Regions from separate parts of the Mus musculus genome. Here region 2 is linked to region 1. Evidence: chromatin contacts called from ENCODE Hi-C or POLR2A ChIA-PET data. All regions are on one chromosome and are shown on one strand. Each heading gives the region's core, a stretch centred on a gene start or an enhancer-like site at or near the end of the contact. The rest is flanking DNA. Distances are from core to core; before and after follow the strand shown. Region 1 holds the start of Mettl24 (methyltransferase like 24). Region 2 overlaps Mettl24 (methyltransferase like 24).

Region 1 (7,780 bases), core at 1,480-3,979:
GCTGTATCCACCTTTCACATGTTAGTGTCTCCGGAGTTTACCATGGTAACCATGGGAAATGAAATCCCTCCCAACGGAGAATACTTTGTTCAGACAAAGCATCCCATCTGAAATGGATTCTCAGGTCTCCGCAGGAACAAAGCAACTCAAACTCACAGAAGGCATTGCTGTCCGTTGCCATCACAGGCTGCAGAGAGATCGGCATGGAGATAGGAGTGGGTTCTCAGTGAACCTTGACCTAAGTGTCTGAAGTAGGAATGGGCAGAAGATTGACAAGATGCAGGTTGGAGCGCAGAGCAGGACCGGGATATGGCAAAAGAATGTAAATACTCTGTAACAGTTTACACTTGAGGAGCAGCTAACGCTTCAGACAACTTAGAGAAAATAAAAGTTGTTACATTGTGTTTCTAGCATGCTAGACACTAACATTTTCCTTTCATCTTCTTTTTAATTTAATTGTAATGACTGAACCCCAGTACTCAGACTCCTGTCCTGTAAGTCACACTCACCCCCAGTTGACCTCATACCATCTCATAGTTTTAATGCTACTTGCGAGCAATAGCCCCAAATTGCTACTTCAGCCTGGACATTGCCTCTAAGCCCCAGATCAATGTGTCTGAATGTCTATTTGGCATTTCCAACTGAATCACTAAAAGATATTTGAAAGTTATCTGGGGTCAGCACATTCTATCTGTAATCTACCAAAGATAAACAGATAACAGAGATAAACCAAGATAGCTGCTTCTCCCCGTAACTTTCCAACATTCCCCATGTTTGCTACATCTCGCCACCTCCATAGCTACCACCTGCCTGCCATTTTCAGACTGATCTCTGTTCCAGCATCCCACAGGGGACAGAGGTGAACTTCCCACAAACACCCCCAGTGACCCCCTGATTCTATGCATTCCAAACCTAAACACTGTGAGGCAGGCTCTAGTCACCAATAACCTGGAAGACAACCCCTTAGGTCTCCTTAAACAGGAGACAGCAGAAACAAAAGTTGTGGAGAATCACTCAGAAAGGGGAGATTATCAAAGACAGAGTGTTCAAGGGTGTCCACAGAGGAACAAAGGAGGCCAGACTCTTAAAAAAAATATCAAATCTCAGTTCAAATGTCTCCTTTGTTCACTTTTTGATCTTTCTTCATAGGTTCAAGGCCTGAATCAAATTGTATGACTTTCCTGAGCCCCAGACACTTTGAATTCAGTTTGTGCTGGCAGCACTTGACCCAGCATCCAGTGGAAGCCCTTGGCAAGGGTTTTGAAAGCTTAGCACAGCATCATGGGAACTGCATGGACACAGTGAGAAGGAGGTGTCTCTTTTAGAGTAACTAGCTAAGTCTTTATATAGGAGGTGCATTTCGGAGACAGAAAAAAGAGCTGTGTGCGTCCCAGAACATAAGAGAATTGCCTGTTAAGCAATGCCATGTGGGAAGACTGAGCGCAGGGCATATAAAAGTGGGGGAAGAAAATCACTGAAAGTAGTGGGGGTGTTAGAGTAGAGGAGCCAAAGGAAGAGCAGGCTGGTAAATGCAGGGGCCAGCTCGCAGGTGGGGGCTGGGTGCTCAGATGCCATCAAGAAAAACCCGACTCCAGGCAGCACAGCCAGCCTTGCTTCGGAGGATGGCACCGCAGTTGGAAGCAAGAGTGGCAGGTGTAAGGATGTGGCAAGCTCATATATCCAATTCCTAATCTTTTCAGTCCTAGGTACCACAGAGCTCCCAAAAGAAGGTGTAAGGTGAGGCTTCAACAACCAGAGGTTTAAACTGACCTACTCAATGAAGTGCGGGAAGTTAACAAGGCAAGGATCTGGCCCTGGAGCATCCGATTATTTCCCACTAAGTGGTGCTATGGGTTTGGCTTCTCACCCGGTGCCAGTTCCCACTGCTGGGTAGGGACTCTGGGGTCGGAGTGGGTGAAGGGGGCGGTGTCTGGATGCTACTGGAAGGCAGATCTTGACCATCACCTGGATGAGCCTTTCATAGTGTCTACCCATCCGGTTTTGTCCAGGCCTGGGTGGGGAAAACACAATGGCAAGCCATGCCTCCTTCCCTTTCAGCGCCCCCTCCCTTGCTGAAATGGGTGTGGTTGCTTGGTGCTCCTTTCCTAGAAGGAGGTCTGCCACAGTAGGCGCTCAGCAAACGTTAGTTGAATTTGCATGATCCCTGCTCAATTCCACTTCATTCTATAGGGATACTGAGTGAGACTACAGAAAGTTCCAGGGAGAGCTCAGCTAGAAGGAAATAGAAGAGTCTTGAGGTCCCAGTGGCCTGAGCAGAAGGCTCCCTAGCGCCATCTGGGTGCAGGCTCAACTCCAAGGTCCATGTCTGCATGGTTTGCAACTGACCTTCCTGCGGAGAAGCCCGCCCTGGGCACAGCAGCTCGGCTCTGGGGACGTCGTGCTCCCGCCACCCCGGGGCAGCACTCGGCGCCCACTGCGCACGTAGGTCACCTGCCTCCTTCTGGCTCCGCGTGGGGAGCCGGGCGCCGACAGTAGGTGTGTCCGGGGTGGCCCTGGGGAATCGCCGCGGCCCGGGGGTCCCGAGCCCGCGTGGCGCAACTCCATGCAAAGCCGTAGGCCCAGAAGCAGCGCGGCACCGAGCAGCCACCGGGGCAGGGCTCCACAACCACGCCCGGGAGGCTTGACAGTGGCCATGGCGGGGACCTCGACCTCCGGCTGTGCTCTGGGTCCCACCCTCAGCTCCCAGCCGCCTGCAGAGAAGCGTTCCCAACGGACCGGGCTGACAACTGTGGCAACTCCCCAGCGGCCCGCCTTCTTCCCTGCGACCGGGGAGGCCCCGGCGTAACCTTATCCTGCCCAGCCGCAGCAGGAAGAGCGAGGGGCGGTGGGCTAGGCGTGCACCCAGGCTGCCATAACAGGGCTGGGTGTCCTTAGGTGTGACCAGCCTGTAAAGTCTGGCTAGTGGGGAGAGCCAGAGTCAGAATAGAGCACGTTCCTCCGGGGCGCCTGAGCTTTGACTTCATTTGTTGGTGTTAGTATTAGACACAAGGAAAGAGGAGAGGTGAGCCGCCAGGTTTGGCCCCAAAGAAAAAGTTGTCAAGCAGTTTTTGCCACTAAGCATGATATAAAAATAATCATACTTATGCTCAGGTTTACAACTTCTCTCCCTCAAGGGGAGAGAGAGAGAGAGAGAGAGAGAGAGAGAGAGAGAGAGAGAGAGAGAGAGAGAGAGAGAGAGAGAATAGCACTCCGTACAGAGGAGAGAATAGCACTCCGTGCAGAAGAATCAAATTAGTTATTCAGTTTCTAAATTCTGCCCGAAGCCAGCCCATGCTTTCTCCCTCGGTGTTATGAAATGTGTGGGGGTGAAGGGAAGGGAGACAGCCAGCGAAGACATCTGACAGCGGGAAAGAGGGAACAGAAGTTACCATGGAGTGCTGGAAATCAAATTAATTTAGCTCCAAACACACACCTCCCTGCTGCCTGGCAGAAATGCAGAGGGACATATTTATCTCTGGGCAAAACGCTCCCTAGCCGGGATTGCCATTGTCACCTTGACCTTAATTAAAGAAATCTAGATGCTCATAGTTTGGACTCACAAATGGGGTTGGTATCCCACTTTTGTTAGGATTCTTTCCCTCCACCTGTTTAGGGTGACATTGATTTCTAGATTTACATTCAGGTTCTTTGGGATTCTTTTGTTTTTTTTAAACCATGGCCAGATACCCACCCCCAACACACACATGCACGCACACACACATACACACACGCACACATACACACACACACACACACACACAAGCATACATACATGCACATTACACACACACACAAGCACACATACACATCACACACACATACACACACATATGGATATATTTTCCATGCTTCTATGTAGGTTGTCTCTCTCCCTAGCCTGCGACACGGACAACAGAGATCTAGAATGAAGTCTGGCCACCTCCTCATTTGAATGTTGGGATTTTCCATAGGGAGCTCTGCTCTCTGAGATTCCCATTCCTTTTTGGCAGAATTATTCTTTGTCAGAGAGCATTAAACCTGTTTCCCCACAGTCACAGAACTTATCAGCCTAATCCAGTGCATTCCCTGGCCATCACCGGTCCTCAGGGGCTTGGAGGTTTTATTATGCTTGAAAGTATACACACGTGATGGGAATAGACAGACAGACAGACAGACAGATATCTACTTGCCCACCTCCAGGGAAATTGCAGCTAAAAGTCTTTATTAAGATTATAAACTTTCATTCACACAAGCTGAGAGAGACAGCCTCAAATCCTGCAGTTATTTACTTGAACTGTGTTTGATTCACGACCCTCTCATTGAGTGATATGAGACACTAAACAAAATATGTATCTTTTCTGAGCTTCTGTTTTCCTGTGGGAAAATAGACCAATATTTAGGGTTACATATATTGCATAACTATGTTGTATTTAGTACCTAAATAATAATAATTTACCAATAACAAAATTATGAATATTGTCACAAAAAGTATGCATTTTTTAAAAGATGGGCAAATATAAGACAAAGTGATCTATAGACATCTTACCATTGACTTAGGATTTATAAATATCTTCTCTTGGCTTAGGAATTCCCAACTGATATGGTAAAAATAGGTTATATTTGTACATAAAATCTCCATTATGAAGCCCGCTGTTACATATAATTAGCATATACTTTGTATTATGGTTGGATTTAATGTCACTTCAGTGGAAAGCCTCACCTGAAGAACTTTCCCGATTGTCTCCACTGATGTGAATCAGCCGGCCCAGACTGTGGGTGACACCCTTAGGTGGTAGCTCAGATCCAGTGAGGGTATTTCAAAGTCGGTTAATTCTCACCTTGGTTTGCTTGACCCTTCCCTCACTGCTCCTGGGCCGAGGGATGGATTTGTCTGCTGTAGCACAGCCAGCATTTCCAAGCTTTCATGGGAGAATGGGGACCAGTGCTCTCGGAGAACCTCGTGGGCTTCCAGCATCCACCTGGGACTACTGATGTGGACTGGGCAGCTACAGGCGTCGCTCCCAGTAAGAGATCGAGGAGCTGAGAGCTGGGTTCTCCTGTCTCAGATGTGACTTGGCTGTCGTTATTTTAAAGCTTACCTGATAATACATTCACCCACTTGATTCTGTTCCTCTAGCGAACCTGACTAAAGCATCAACAGTTTCAAGGACACGTTAGACTCATGATCCCAGGGCTGGAGCTGGAGCTCAGTGGACAAGCACTAGCTTTCATATTCCCCCTAGCGTGTGCAAGGCCCTGACGTCCATTCCCAAACTCAAGATGCTGCAAATGCACTCTAGTGAGTTGTATACTTAGATGGAATTGTTTAAAACAACACGTACAGTGTTTGATAATCCTTTTCAGCAATGTCTGAGGCGGACTTTGGTTAGGTTTTGTTTCCTTGTGTTTTGTTTCTATGTGTCTAACACAGTGCCACTAAATAAAATCTTCCAAAGACCATGGCACCACTAATTCATGCCCTCTGCTTATCCTTTGAGTATCTATAGAGAGGAATCGTGGGACTTTTTATATTGCTAAAATGGGGGTATTTAATAAGACTGTGGACTGGGAAGGCATCGGAGACACGGAGACTTCAGAACAGTGTAGCCCTTGAAGGGAGACTTCAGAACAGTGTAGCCCTTGAAGAGAAGGGGCGAGGTGGTCTCATGCTCCCCCTTATCTCATTTTACACTTCTCAATGAAGCGTTTCCACTAAGGGATGGGGAAACCCTCCAAATTACACACAATGTTTAGATACCCTCCCCTTTATGTTTTGCACCCACGTCTACATCTTCATTACTGATCAAAAGACCCATCGACACGTATGGAACGTCATTAATTCTCTAGGCAGAGATCTTCCATTCTTAACCTCCACACACTATTTCCCTGTGTTGTGGATGGTAAAGACTATTGAAGCATTCTGAGGGTAAGCTGGAGAGACAAATGTGACTGGTCACCGCCACAGCGGGCAAGCAGGCTTTCATTCACGACCTTTGCTTTTCTCAGAGTTGACCAAGTCAAGTTTGTTCCTGGGTATGTCTGAAATTTGCAGATTATCATTAGCCATTGTGTCATCAGTTGTCAATTAGATATGCAGGTCAGTAAAACACAATAACAACTTTTAGCAGATCACAAATTACATTCTCCATGAGGTTTTAGCCAATAAAATGAATGAAAGTTTTTATCGCTAATCTCCATATATATATATATCACTGGAGTGCAGTGATTTCCAGCCAGAGGTAGCTTTACCTTACAAAGAGACACTTGGCAATGCCCGAAGACACTTGTGATTATTGCAGCTGGTAGGGAGAGAGGAAGATGATACTAGGATCTAATAGGTAAAGAGCCAGGATGCTAATAAACATCCTTCACTGAAATAAACAGCCTTCCACAATAAGGCATGGTCCAGCACAAGATGTCAGCAGAGCTGACTATGAGAAAGCATGCTGCCATGGTAGATGCTGATATTGAAATTTTAAATGACTGACGTGCCAAGGAGCAAAGAGAGACCAGCGGAAACGATTCTCACGTTCGTGGATTGGCTCTGCCTGCTCTGCTGTGTAAAGCAGAAGCACTCGGGGTGAACCAATGCAATCAGGTTTTCATGACAAATAAAGCTGGAGGGTGGGCATCAACAGCTTCATCCAACGGCCATCGTCTTTTCTCCACATGTACACTGGCAAGATCTATACAAACCAAGGAGGATGTGAGCAGTCATTTGTTTTTATTCAGAGGAAAGTATCCTGTCAACCTCTTCCCTGTTTACCAGAGGGAAACCATATGCATTCTCCTGAAATCTACATTTGCAACATAATATTTACATTATTATATACCCAAAGTTATTATATATACCCAAAGAAGATAAAAATCACCACTTGTAAATAGTACATGTGAGATTTGCATTAAAATAATCCTGTGCAGAGAGGTGGGGGAGGGGGAGTAGGGCATAAACAAAGCAGAAAACGGCTGTAAGTTGTTACAGTTTGGTAATGGATTCACAATTCTATATCACTAAGCATGTTTGAAGTCATGCCCGATAAAAATGTATTAAATTGTAAGCTAGTAGCTACATTTTTAAAATAACACAACTGACAGTTCATGATAGCTTATAAGATGTTGTCAGAGAGAGTGGATGGTCCCCATTGTCACTATCGTAAAGACTGGCACATCTGGAATCTCAAACATCTGAAATCTCAAATGGTTCCTATTTGGGGAGGGCAAGATTGACTAAAATCTCAGTAGTCCAGATACTGTTCACCAACAGAAGATCTGCTCCAAAGACCCACACTGATGCCTGAAGCTGTAGAATAGACCCAGGCACTGCTGTAGAATGAAAAGTCAGTGTGTTAACTGAGACACCGTGTGGCTGGTTAGTAGAGCATTCAGCACTGGTGTACCAAAGGGATGGCTGATTTATCATGCTACCAAAACAGTATACAAAGAAAACGTATAAACTTTTTTTTTTATTTCTGGAATTTTCCACTTAATATTTTCCCACCTAAGTTATCTTCAGGAAACGGAAACTGTTGAAATCAAAAGTCAGGTAAAGGAGAAATGGGGTATTTATCTAGTAATGACATTTAACAGGATGCACTGCGGTTCCGCTAATCAGAGATTTCATATTGGACATTAGTCCTCTCAAACTCATCTTCCTTTTGACCCGCCTGTTCCCACTTCCCTTCCTCTCCTCTTCCATCAATGGTAATCACTATTTCATTGTCTGTATACTCGAACTCTGCTGTAATAAAAATCATGTAACATTTTTATGGCTGCCTGTGGCTTATTTCACTTAGCATAACGT
Region 2 (7,780 bases), core at 2,174-4,673, 42 kb before region 1:
CCCACTGCTTCCATGTGTCACTGTGACTTTTCTGCCTCAGACTGTGAGCCAAAAGTCCCTAGAGTTGCATCTGGTAGGGTTCTTATCAGAGCAACAGAAAAGGAAACTAAGACAACTACATAGAAAGACTCTAACTTGGGGAAAAAGATGTAGCTACTCTGCTCTCCAAGCTGCCTTTCTGAGGACAGCCATGTCTTATAGCTGTTGTCTTGTGAAGGGAGAGCACAGAGCGTCAAGGAATACTATCCAATCCACCTTCCATGCCTGTATTGATTTTTTTCTTCTCTTATTAGATGCTAATTACCATTCAGTCAGTCAATATTTATCAAGCACCAGCATGGACCAGGCAAGGATAAATACAAAACTGAATACGATGTAAACTTTCCCAGGAGATATCATGGCTAGGAGCAGACATCAGATTTGTACATAATGACTTTGAAAAGGAAATAGGAACACATTTAAGAGAGTCATTCCTTTCAGAGAACGGTTTCTGAAGTTACAAGTTAAACACATTTAAAGACAAACACCTCCTCAGGCCCAGCCACACTCTCTCCTGCATCAAACAGACAGAGCACTTTCATAGATCTCTCCTAGGCCATTTATTAGTTAGAACGCAAGAGAGCCAAACTGTTGTGTCTACATTAGCCAACGTTGTCATCTTGTGGCTTAGGCAAATATCAGTCAGGGACCTGTCACACTGACTGACTGAAGAGAACTTCACAAAGAGACCGTTTACAAAGTTGTAGGCAGGAATTAAGGGTAAAAAGGAATTACGGTGATAACAATGACAGGTGACACCAGAGGACCCTCTGGGGAAATGGTATGGAGAGGGACTTTAAGAAAGGAAAACAGCCAAATCTATTACATATATCACCTTATCTGCCACATCCGATGGTCTCCTGCCTTCTGTGAGCCAAATCCACAGAGAGGAAAACTGAGACTGGCCCCTGCTGTCAGTCCCCCCTTCCCCGCCCCCTGCCCATCACATCCACCCCCAGGGTCCCAGATGGTAGAGTAGTGGAGGTGAAATGGAAGCAAGGTTTGAAACAAAGTTCATTCATTCATTTATTTATTCTGTAGGCATTTGTGCTTCATGCCTACAGGGTATGTTTCTTTCCATTTAATGCAAGGCACAGCGGTGTCATGCAACAAATGCAAGAAATTATTTAGGGTCTCTGATGGAATTCTCTATGGGATACAATAGGGGCACAAGGAAATGGCGTCTTTAAGGATTACTCACAAAAGATGCACAAAAAATTTGGATACAGATCACAGGGAAGAATTTCTATGGCTAAAAGCTTCCAAACGCAGCAAGGTGTTTTGGAAACATTACAGGGACACGTCAGACTCAGCACCAGCATTAAGCCAGGGCTAGCACACAGGAGTTACTTCACACATTGGTAGTTGTGAATCCATCTTGTTAAATATAGGATTATCTTTCTGCAACCTGATACTCCTCATTTCCAGCTGAGAGTTGACCACAAAGAAGCTAAAACACAGCTGTGCTGGTGGATAATGCACGTCAAGGAATCTCAGACGGAGGTCTAATAACAGCACACAGACAGCAATACACGCTCTCAGATGAGCTCTCACATACTGCTTTGGTTTAGCTGTTTAAAAAACATTTCACATAAAGCAGTGTTCTTATTGGAATCAATCTGACAGCAGGTCGTGATTATTTCCCCATGGAAACCACTCGCTTTTATCTTCTCTTTCAATTACCATTCATCTTAATTCTCCACATCAACACAATGCCTTTCCCAAATTCCCACAAATGGAATTCTATGAGCACCTTCAAATACCCAGGCAAGTTTAATTCAAAAGAGGAAAACCCATAATTTTCTTAAAAAAATAGATGATGATGGTTTTGCTCCACACAATTTCCTAAATGCCAGGGTGCATTGTGTGTCTATTATCTGTGTGCTTCAAATATCAAGTGACCAACAACACCACCTCCATTACTCCTAGGCAGTGGGGCTGTGGACTCCCAGAGCCCTCTGTCCATCAGCGGACTCCCAAGGCGGGTAAACAGTCTCTTAGCAGCAGATGGCAGTGCGCAGAGTCACTTCGTATTGTGTGTTTGCGGCCCACGGGCCTGTGTGGAAATGGCTAGCACAGCATTACAAGGAGTTGTTACACAGAGCCCACCCCCAAGGATCGAAGCCCCTGCAGACCTTTAAAAATCCGTGGTCCTGCTTTGTATGACAGACACCAGGCTTTCACTAGAAGTAGTGATGGGTGGGGTTCCTATCACGTGAGCTTCTCGGGAGGGCAAGTTCCTGGATGCCTCAGAAAAGGGAACAGCAATCTTTTACCCATCTAGCAGGACTTCAAGGTTTACATCTTAAAAGGAAGGCAGAATGCTTTTTTTTTTTAAACATAGAATTCCAAACATTAAGCTCAAGGACGACAGAAGGTTTTCTGAGAAGCTATCTCACATCCTCCCTGCTATTTTGCAGACATTTGTGGTTCTGCTTTTCAAATGAAAAAGGCTTTTCCCGTGCAACAAACAAGGGGTCCGACTTCATGAGCCTGTACCAAGCACAGATATGAAGCTTGGGGATATTTTTAATCAAGTATTACCTTAACATTAAATTTTGTTTGTCTGTCTGTCTCCCTTTCTTTCTTCCTTCCTTCCTTCCTTCCTTCCTTCCTTCCTTCCTTCCTTCCTGCCTGCCTGCCTGCCTTTCTCTCTCTCTCTCTCTCTCTCTCTCTTTCGGAACTGGATCTCTTAGAGCCAGGAAGCTTGATTCTAAGATTTTATTCCCAAACAATAATGAAAAAAATAAAGCAATCCTTTAAAATATTTTTTTGCCTGCCAGCCTACAATCATTAATTCAAGACAAAGGTCTTGAGCTAAACTAGTAGTAATAAAAAATTTTTTTAAAGTAGTCCCACCCTTGACCTAGAAAAAAAGCCATCAGCGCTGCCTTGCAAAAGCGTTGTCTAGAAACTTAGAATAACAGTTTTCTGTTTCACAAGCCTCCTCTCACTCTCATACACAATCTCATGCAGCCCATGAGAAAAGTGTCAAACTAAAAACAGCGAACTTGTGGCCTTTGAGGTGTGGTTTGTGGTTTCACTGTCTTGCCCAGGCAGCTCTTAAACTCACTATGTAGCTCATACTGACCTCGAACCTGCCTCAGCTTCCCAAGTCATAGGATTTATAAGCACATGTCACTGGGCATAGCAGTACAGGCAGCTTCTATGCAAGCCTTTTAAAAACTGGGACAGGTAGAGGAAAGATAAAGCAAACAAAAAGGGAATATTTTATTTCTATTGGCCCTACCTGTTCCTTTGGGAGGTCATGTAATGGGTGGTTTAAATGGCCAGTTCTTTGGCTATGATGGAGTACTGGGGGTTGTTTTTATCAGTGTATTCCCAAAGGCACATTGCCAGGCCCCTGAGGGTTCAGAGCCAGCCATCTTCCACCAGGAGAGGGAGCTAACAATGGGGTCTCTGCACGGTGGCTGCCAAAGGACAGAGACGCCTTGTACATCCTTGATTCAAACTAAACAGGATATGGAACTGAGCGTGTGTTGATGTGTTGATCGGAGAAGCCAAAGCTTCCTGGGGAAACAAACCAAAACAAGTAAAATAGATTTATTTATCAATTTTGCAGTAATTGAGAGCATCTGTTGTTGGGCAGGGACCAATGAAGGAAACTGTTTATTCTTCTTCAGAGAGAAAAGAGGGTGGTGGGAGTGGTTGGGGGAGGGGAAACACAGTAGTATCTGGATGGAACATAAATCCAGCCTTGCCTGAGGGTTGATGGGCATCAGGCCTCTACAAGCTATGCTGCTCTTAGATACCAGAATTCCAAAAACCTTCTTCTGTTACTGCCTTGGTTCTCAGACTCAGCCCTGACTTAGTAAAAGTAAGGGTCAGTCATACGTTTTGTAGTGAGTGATACCTTACCAAAAATATTGGAATGAGAGTTGAGTCTCAGGTATAGGTCAGATAGATGGCTAAGTGTGTCCTCATCCCCCAAGTTCACACAATGAGGGATGGGAAACAAAGAATCGTTCTTTAGAAACACAGACAAGTAAATGCTTGCAGGCAGATGTCGGGGAAAGCCTAGACTTCAAAGCACAATGGAGTCAATGGTAAACTCTTTTGTTCTTTGCTATGGCCCTGTCCCCATTCAGGCCGGCTAGCAGGGACGGAAGCCAGAGAAGCCCTCCCCCTCAGACTCAGGGAAGGAAGGCAGCTGCTGCTCCCCAGAGACAGCCACCCGTTCCCCCAGCCTTTCCTGGTCTCCATTCTTGTATCCTAACTCCAAGGCAATTCCACTGAACTGATAAAAGTGAAAATTGAGGTCAAAAGGCTACAAATCTTCTGAGAAAAAGCAGCTTGTGATTTGAGCTGAGGCTTAGTTCCTGGAAGGCGCTGTGTCTCCCTCACCCCTCAATGGCCTTGCACTGAGGTCCAGCCTGAAGAAATGTGAACAAAAGCGTGAGGCTTCTTAAAACTCAAACCTCTGTCCAGAGCGTTAGAAGCCATCAGGAACTAGATGTCACTGGGGCCACCAGGAAGAAATATCAGCTGAGGAAATGCCATGGTAGTTTATGAGGTCCAGCACACACTGAGATCTGACCCTGGCCTTTCAGTCCAGACAGGCTGATCCCTGCCCAGATCCCAGACTGGCTACGTAGGCACAGGCCTATGAGTAGACAGAAACACACTACAGACGCGTAGCACACATGACTGACATAGAGCTTACAATCTACACGGTTTCTCATCCCAGCACCAAGTACCAGAGAGAGAAATGATTTTGGAGGAGACTCACCTTGGCTCACAGGCTTTCGACCCATGGCCAGTTTCTGGGTGTGTGGTCTGGTGAGGCAGAGCATAATAGTGGAGAAGGCACAGAGTGCTCACATAGAGGCCAGCAAGCAGAGCAGCAGGAAGAGGTCAGGTCAAGATGCCTCTCAAAGACTTGCCCCCCAGTCCAGAACTAATGTCACCAGCTTAGGACCTTCAACACGAGACATCTGTGCACTTTCCTCATCAGAGGAGAGGTGTCCTCCAGGGAGGGCTCTGACTGCTGGAGCAGGTGAGAGAGCCATCTTGTATCCTGGGTCCCTCAGAGACCAGTCTGCGCAGGAGAGCCCGGGGGCTGCAGAAGCAACAGAGCTTCTGGGACAGGGACCCTTTCGGGCCTTCATCTTCAGCCAGGAAGCAGAGTTGAGCTCCAGACCTCTGTGCATCTTCCCTGCAAGAGGAGAGCTTGCCTGCAGAGAGTGCTCTGACCACTCAGACTCAGGAGAGGGTTGGACTCCCAGGTCTGCTGACAGAGGCTAACAGAATCACAGCAGGAACAAGCTCCAGCCAGAGACAACTATAACAACTGACTCCAGAGATCCCCAGATGGTGAAAGGCAAACGTAAGAATCTTACTAACAGAAACCAAGACCACTCACCACCATCAGAACCCAGCACTCCCATCACTTTAAGTCCTGGATACCCCAACACACCCAAAAAGCAAGATTCAGATTTAAAATCGTATCTCATGAAGCTGGTAGAGGATTTTAAGAAGAAAATTAATAACTCACTTAAAGAAATACAGGAGAACACGGCTAAAAAGGTAGAAGGCCTTAAAGAGGAAGCACAAAAATCCCTTAAAGAATTACAGGAAAACACAACCAAACAGATGATGGAATTGAACAAAACCATCCAAGATCTAAAAATGGAAGTATAAACAATAAAGAAAACCCAAAGTGAGGCAATGCTAGAGACAGAAATCCTAGGAAAGAAATCAGGAACCATAGATGCGAGCATCAGCAACAGAATACAAGAGATAGAAGAGAGAATCTCAGGTGCAGAAGATTCCATAGAAAACATGGACACAACAAGCAAAGAAAATGCAAAATGCAAAAAGATCCTAACTCAAAACATCCAGGAAATCCAGGAAACAATGAGAAGACCAAACCTATGGATAATAGGAGTGGATGAGAATGAAGATTTTCAACTTAAAGGTCCAGCAAATATCTTCAACAAAATTATAGAAGAAAACTTCCCTAACCTAAAGAAAGAGATGCCTATGAACATACAAGAAGCCTACAGAACTCCAAATAGACTGGACCAGAAAAGAAATTCCTCCTGACACATAATAATCACAACAACAAATGCACTAAATAAAGATAGAATATTAAAAGCAGTAAGAGCCTTCAACAAATTGCTTGGGGGCACATTCCATATTTAACCCATAAAACCATGGAAAGCTGGCTGGAATTTTATGCCTGAGCCCAATGAGGAAGGTCCCATATTATAATGAATAGAGAATAGAATGTAAAAGACTAGAGGATATAAAGTATAAAATATAGAATACATAATATAGAATATGTATAAATAATGAACATAGAATGTGGAATATACTCTATACAGAATATAATAGAATATCGAATGTAGAATATAAAATAGAATATATAATTTAATATAATGTAATATAATATAGATCACTATTATTCATAGTACTTACAACCCAGAGGTCCTAGATTATACTCAAAACGTCCAGGATGCAATCCCAAACCACTGAGCATGTGAGAATCGGAAAACTCCCAGCTACGATGAGAAAGGACAATTCCTGGACTCCAATTGCAGCACAGAACACGTGGGAATGCTTTGACCGAGACTGACAAGCAACTGTTATAAAAGGATGTGCCTCTGAAACCAGTGAAAAGGAAGAGAAGACTTAGCCCAGGCATGGAGCTAAGAAGAGCCAAATGGACATTTCTGAACAGAAAACAATAAATGTAGCGACTAACATAAAATCTCAGTGGATGCACTCGGTAGCAGAATGAGTCAGGAGAGTACAGATGAAGCAATAGAAAGGAAAACTGAGAGACAAAAAGGGCTGGTCATGGGATGAAAAGAGCTTGAGGTGTGGGCACCGGCCTCCAGCTAAGAGTTTGTGCTACTCTCACAGAGGATGCACATTCTGTTCCCAGCACCCATCGTGGGCAGTTTACACTTGTCTGTAACTCCATCTCAGGGGTTTCCACCTCTTCAGGGCACTGACACTCAAGGTATAATCACACACACACACACACACACACACACACACACACACACACACACACACACAATTAAATGTAAATCTTTTAAGATTTGGGGACATCTATGATAATACCAAGAGGTCCAACACTCATAGCCTTGATATCCCAGAGGCACAGAACACAGGGTAGAAAAATAGCAGTCAAACAAATCATACTTAAGAGGCTCCCAGTTTTGACAAATACATAAATCTAAAGCAGCAAAGGGCTCAGCAAACTCCCAGGAGAAACACTCACTGAGCTCCACACAAGGGGCATGGGGATACAGCTCAGTGGTGGAGTCTGACTAGAGTGTGTGAGGCTTTAGGGTCAACACCCCTACCCCCACCCCACCCCCATGCAGGTGAGCTTGTGTAAAATCACAAAATGAAAGGATTTTTACTTCCATGCACATCCTAATCCACCTAAAACTAAAGACAATAGCAAGAAAGCTGAGTCAGTCACTGCTGTAGCCATCAGGGCTGAGTGTGAACACACAGAAGCAATCCAGGTCACAGGGTAGAGTCCCTGGGATACTCGCTATGAGGCCCAAGCCCACCTCACCTCCACCAAGTCTGCTAACAGCCTTTGGCGGCAGCATCAGACATGCTGAAATCCACAGCCACAGAGGCATCTCAAATCCTCACTCCATCAATCTGCCACCACAGCATCATTACACCGAGTGTGGGTTGGGAGGCAAGGGACGAGGGAACTAGCGCACTATAACTCAAGCAGGCCCTGATAACT

The links. A loop is a pair of places that touch in the nucleus more often than their neighbours do. ChIA-PET counts read pairs that join two places held with the same protein, here RNA polymerase II (POLR2A).
Region 2: a map of left cerebral cortex shows a loop between it and region 1 (1.9-fold over the local background). The contact joins the enhancer-like site here to the promoter of Mettl24 in region 1. A Hi-C loop is called at or near these places in 4 of 37 maps with a recorded cell type or tissue (all left cerebral cortex). POLR2A ChIA-PET finds 5 or more read pairs at or near these places in 2 of 5 experiments (Patski and embryonic stem cell).

Annotation. Positions count from the first base shown.
Region 1 is chr10:40,678,231-40,686,010 of GRCm38, reverse strand. It overlaps Mettl24 (methyltransferase like 24), which reads right to left and starts at 2,729. Exons shown (of 5, transcript NM_177793.3): 1 at 2,347-2,729. The coding sequence starts at 2,655. It also overlaps a transcript of Ddo not described here.
Region 2 is chr10:40,720,977-40,728,756 of GRCm38, reverse strand. The region is part of intron 1 of Mettl24 (methyltransferase like 24); the gene reads right to left. Among named protein-coding and RNA genes, the nearest start is that of Mettl24, 42 kb to the right of the region's middle. Within about 2 kb of position 3,423, at least 2 of the 3 ENCODE cell types and tissues checked have a DNase peak (open chromatin) inside an H3K27ac peak, as active enhancers do; they include left cerebral cortex, where a contact is called at or near this core.